2 separate regions of the Homo sapiens genome follow, and region 2 is linked to region 1. A link is a contact called in ENCODE Hi-C or POLR2A ChIA-PET data. All regions are on one chromosome and are shown on one strand. Each heading gives the region's core, a stretch centred on a gene start or an enhancer-like site at or near the end of the contact. The rest is flanking DNA. Distances are from core to core; before and after follow the strand shown. Region 1 overlaps IL20RA (interleukin 20 receptor subunit alpha). Region 2 has its middle 58 kb from the start of IL20RA.

What was found. Hi-C counts contacts between places; a loop is a spot of excess contacts on that map. ChIA-PET counts read pairs that join two places held with the same protein, here RNA polymerase II (POLR2A). Pooled maps may share reads with other maps.
Region 2: a loop to region 1 is called in a pooled map, with 5 times the contacts of the local background. The contact joins two enhancer-like sites. A Hi-C loop is called at or near these places in 1 of 168 maps with a recorded cell type or tissue (GM12878), 1 of 37 single-sample maps with no recorded cell type and 6 of 50 pooled maps. POLR2A ChIA-PET finds 5 or more read pairs at or near these places in 2 of 52 experiments (MCF 10A and Panc1).

What each region holds. Positions count from the first base shown.
Region 1 is chr6:137,024,486-137,027,185 of GRCh38, reverse strand. The region is part of intron 1 of IL20RA (interleukin 20 receptor subunit alpha); the gene reads left to right. Among named protein-coding and RNA genes, the nearest start is that of IL20RA, 19 kb to the left of the region's middle. Within about 2 kb of position 1,250, at least 5 of the 41 ENCODE cell types and tissues checked have a DNase peak (open chromatin) inside an H3K27ac peak, as active enhancers do.
Region 2 is chr6:137,101,742-137,104,441 of GRCh38, reverse strand. No RefSeq gene overlaps it. Among named protein-coding and RNA genes, the nearest start is that of IL20RA, 58 kb to the right of the region's middle. Within about 2 kb of position 1,326, at least 5 of the 41 ENCODE cell types and tissues checked have a DNase peak (open chromatin) inside an H3K27ac peak, as active enhancers do.

The DNA of each region.
Region 1 (2,700 bases), core at 1-2,500:
TTTCAGCCAGGCGTGGTGGCTCATGCCTGTAATCCCAGCACTTTGGGAGGCCAAGGCGGGTGGACCACCTGAGAACAGGAGTTTGAGGCCAGCCTGGCCAACATGGTGAAACCCCATCTCACTAAAAATACAAAAATTAGCTGGGCGTGGTGGCGGGCGCATGTAATCCCCAGCTACTCAGGAGGCTGAGGCAGGAGAATGGCTTCAGCCTGGGAGGCGGAGGTTGCAGTGAGCCAAGATTGCGCCACTACACTCCAGCCTGGGCAACAAGAGTGACACTCCATCTCAAAAAAAAAAAGAAGACTTACTTTTTGTGGGAACTTGATATATAATTAGGAAGAAGAAGGGAGATCAATTAATATTTTTCAAGAGAAAGGATTCGTAACTTGGGACAGAAGAAAACATGCCGTTCCTTTCAACATGATGAAATTAAAACAATGCTTAAGATAATCTATGTGAAGGCAGTCATACCTGTTTTGCTCTTCGGCGGTTAGAATGTCATTGTTTACAACATCCGCTTCCTGAAATTAGTCAATCATCCCCTGGTGTTTCTGTACTGCCTTTTAACCTTGTTCCCACAGTAGAAAACTCACTTGGGATGGAAATTTTCTTTCCCTACAAGCCTATGAAGGTATTTTCCTATTTAAAAATACACATAAAATATGTAGCAACCACTTGCCATGCCATGGGTTACTGTGCCTTCATTAAAACGCAGCTGTTGAGTATCTTCTGACTGTGCAGATCCTGTGTGTAATGTAAGCTTACCAAGGTGAATTCAAGCTACACAGATTTGGTAGTTCAAGCTGTTCCACTTCAATTCAATGCTCATGTGAATCTAGGATCTGCCATGATTTATGTCAGCCCGAAGAGTTCCTGGTCAGTTCATTTCCAAAGCATTTATTTGCCAGACACTGAGAATACAAAGACCTTATAAGACCTGGTGTCCAACAGATCAGAGCCTCTGATTCCTTCACAGCTTCAGCTTTAGAAGGCTAAAGGGGGTAGGACATCTGGGGACTTTTTCTGAGCAAGGTGGAGCAGGGCTTCTGAAATGCTAAGGCTGCCCCAGTTGGTCATAAGCTTCAGAAACTTGAATGGTCCCAAAGGGGAGTCTCCAGAAGTGATCACATTTGGCTGTCCAGTCTCTTGCGATTTGTTTGCTTTCTGTACTGATTAATGAATGTGCTGGCCATAATGGGAAAGTCTAAATGCCTCAGCCACAAAAGAGAGGTTGGGTTAACCACAGAGGCTGATTACCCTGGCTGTTTATGAGTTCACCCTGAGAACCTTACCCTTTTAACTGGTGTTCATCAGGCACTCACGTATGCGTAGGCTTTTCCTTGAGTACAACTAAAAAGAAACAACTTTTACTGTCAGACATATAATTAAAACTGTAACATACTTAGATGGCAACCCTAGTATTCACTTTGAGGCCATTAGGAAATGGTCACAAACCATTTTGCTATACTTACAGACCTGTATTCAAGGTAACTCTTAGAACAAATGTAGCAGCTGCATTTTATAAAACTCCACTAATGATAAATTTACCCATTTAGATCTATCTTATTAATCCATTATCTTCCTACTGGAAGGACCTGCGAGCAAACAGAGAACTTTTTCCTTTGGTGCTAGAGCATAAATGAAGCTGGGCTAGAAGAATTTCCCAAAGACCAAATGCATTAGTTCATTCCAGCTGCTAGAACAGAATGTGATAGATTGAGTGAATTATAAAAAACAGAAGTTTATTTCTGACACTTCTAAGGCTGGGAAGTCCAAGATCAAGGCAGATTTGGTGGATGGAGAGGGCCCACTTCCTGGTTCATAGATGGTCATCTTCTCACTATGTCCTCACATGTTGGAAGGGGCAAGGGACCTCTCTGGGGCCTCTTTTATAAGGGCACTAATCCCACTCATGAGGGCTCTGCCCTTATGACCTAATCACTTCCCAAAGGCCCCACCTCCAAACACCATACATTGGGTGTTAGGATTTAACCTGTGAATGTTTTGATGGGGAGGAGGAACACACACATTCCATTTATGGTGCCAAGTTATAATATAATAAAAGGGAAATAAACACTGAGAGGGGACACAAATCTCTATGTGGCTTACAAGCTACAGGAAATCAATCATTACCTCGAAGTTCATTAAATGGATAGTTCCTTGCCGACTCCTCACAACTTTGTGAAGGCAGAGGCCATCTTTAACCCACAACTCAAAGGGGCATCCTCACATATCCTTCCATCGTTCAAAGCTCAAAGGGAGTCCAGAGTTGATGACCCTTCCCTCAGTCTTCTGAGTTCTGCTTCCTCTGGAAAGATCAGTCTCCTGCCCAGGTGTCTGTGGTCAGGATTGCTCACTTTAGTGGAGACCACACACACCCTACACATCACAGCACAATCATGTCATTAAAATAGCACAAGCCAGTATTTATTCAATGATGCACACATGGAAAACCAAGGGGTCTCAGTTCCAAAAGAATGCTAGAGGCAGAAGGGACCTAAACGCAAAGGTGTGAAAAAACAGGGTAGGTTCAAGTATTGAAGGTATTTTGGTGGGGCTGGTGAACACGGTGCATTTGGCAGAATTGCAAAAGGAGACATTGGACCTGCCCATCTGAAGAATTTGTGTACCAAACCAAAGTCATGATGGTCTGGCACTCCCCAAACATAAAACTATGTGCACCAATCCAATGGCTTTTTA
Region 2 (2,700 bases), core at 77-2,576, 77 kb before region 1:
ATGCAAATGTGCTTGAGCACAGTAAAGCTTTGTCATTCATGGTCATAAACAATTTTGGGTAAATTTATTTATATGATGAGTTCCAATATGACAACCCAAGCTTATCTAGATGAGTTTTGTGGCATCCTTGATAGGGGCTTTTATAGACAGGAAAAATTACTAAGGGGATACTGTGATTTTCTTAAATTAATACTTTATTTATTAAAATTACAAATTTAAATTCCTCATTATTCCTTGAATTTTTAAGTCCAACTCATAAACCTTATTACTTTGTTTATGAATCTGGCAACTTTTAACCATCACTTTTAAGTGGCCTTTTATACTTTAATTGAATTAGTTTAAATATTTAAAAACTTGATTTTTTTTACCCTTTTTGAATACTTCAATTGTGCAACAAAAAAGTTCAAGAACTGTAAGATATCTAAGCCTTTACCCTACCTGGAAACTAACTAATTGACTTGTCAGTGTTTCTTAGATGCTGGCAGAAGACATGAGACTCTTGGATCAGAGACAAAGGGCTTTAATACTCACAGCAATAGCTTTAACCAGAGTGTCATTCTTTTGCATCAGTCCACTTTTTGTTAGGTCTGGAATAGGACCCAAATACAATGTGATGAATAAATTTAATGTGGTACCCTAAATGGGATCCAGGTACAGAAAAGAAAAAAAAGGACATTAAGTAAAAACTAAATAAAGCATGGACTTTAGTTAACAATAATGTATCAATTAATTTAGTTCATTATTTATGACAAATGTACTATACTAATATAAGATTTTAACAATAGGGGAAACCAGGCGTGGGGTATATATATGAGAACTCTCTGTACTATCTTCATAATTATTTTGAAAATTTGAAAATATTCTTAGTTTTTTTAAGTTGAGCAAGTGAAAAATATTAGATAAAACGACAATACATATTGTACTTGAATTTAGAAACATTGTGAAAATTATAGCCAAATGACTGAAGTTTGGGAACACTGGTTTTGAGAATAACAGGGATGGCTGAACTATGCTGAACCCTTGATCCTTCCCACCAGTGTGACAGGAAGATGTGTGATTACACCACAGTACTATCTACCCACAGCTTACAATTTCAGATGGTTATTCCACAGCACTAAGTAGAAGACTCTTTCATGAACCATCCTGAGAATGGGCAGGCACTAACCACCAAAAGCAGAGCTGAAACTTCTCTGAGAGTGAGACATGTCTTTCTTTAGAGGAACTGGGGCTTCTTGGTGGCTGGGTTCTCAGGGGATTTCTTAGTGGAGAGTTACTATAAACATCTAAGCTCTGGTTTACCACAAAGGTTTGGCCCTTCAGACACCTGGTGTCTTTTAGCAGCACCCTCAGCAAACATGAGTCCTTGTCTACAGATAAGACCTCAGGCTCAGAGAATAGGGATTGGAAGCTGAGGATCACACCACTGATGGCCCATTCTCAGGAGCCCTCTACCATCTCTCTTCTCACCCTGTTCACAATCACCTAGGGATTGTAGCACTTGTCCCCCTCCCCAACTTCAACACCCAAGGTCCCAAAGTGATAGACAGAGTGCCAACATTCCTTATCTGTAAAATAGAGGATAACAGGAGAGAGATGGTCTACATCAGCAAGTCTGGAGTTTTAGCCTATGCAATAATTGTCTGGAAGGCTTGTGAAAACACAGGGAACTGGGCCCCACCTCCAGAGTTCCTTTTTCATAGAGTCAGTAATTTGCATTTCTAACAAATCCCAGGTGACACTGATGCTCTGGTTGGGAGCTGCACTTTGAGAACCACTGGTTTAAATGATCTCAGGGGCATCTTTCAACTTTCATAGTCATTAAATCCATGTGTCTCAGACTCATGTGATCATGAGACTCACCCAGAGTCTTGGTTAAATGCACAGATCAGCAGGCCCCACCCCAAACTTTCTGACTCAGAATTACAAGATGAGCAGCCCAGGTGATTCTTATGATCAGAGGAATTTGGGAATCTTTATAATACCAAAAGCCAGCGCACCATCAGTGAATACGGTCTTTGAGCAGGACATGGTGAGAAATTGAGGGCATTCAAACATGGCACACAGGCCCAGGAGAAATGAGTAAAGCTGAAGGAGGGGGTGAGAAGGGATCAACAGGGTCAAAGTTTTGCCCTGACCCTTGCCCATGGCACGCATAGCACTGCAAAAATCATCTCAACCACTGGACATGAGCCTTTGCTACTCCACTGTCCATTAGATGGGGAGGGAAGGAGGCTCAAGGGGATACAAATGGCCAAGGTGATGCTGGGTCAAAGGGCAACTTCAGAAGGTCATAAATGTAACATTCATTGAGTGTTTTGGCCTTAAATTCATTTATATGATGAGTTCTAATATGACAGCAGCCTAAGCTTGTCTATGAGTTTTATGGCATCCTTGACAGTCGCATTTGTACACAAACAGGTCAACCCACGAGCATGGTGTACTGGGAGGGCTGGAAGGGCTAGAATGGCAGTGCCCATCAAAATACAGCTCAAAGACCCCAGTCATTTTCCCAACAGAAAACAATACCCAATTAAGCTGGAAGCAAGAAAGGGCATAGTGTCTGTAGTTAAGGGGTTGCTTGCCCGTGGACTTCTGAAATCCTGTAATTCTCCCTGTAATACCCTCATTTTGACCATTTTGAAGCCTTTGGGGGAATACCATATGGTACAGGAGCTCAGGGCAATGAATGAGGTCGTGATC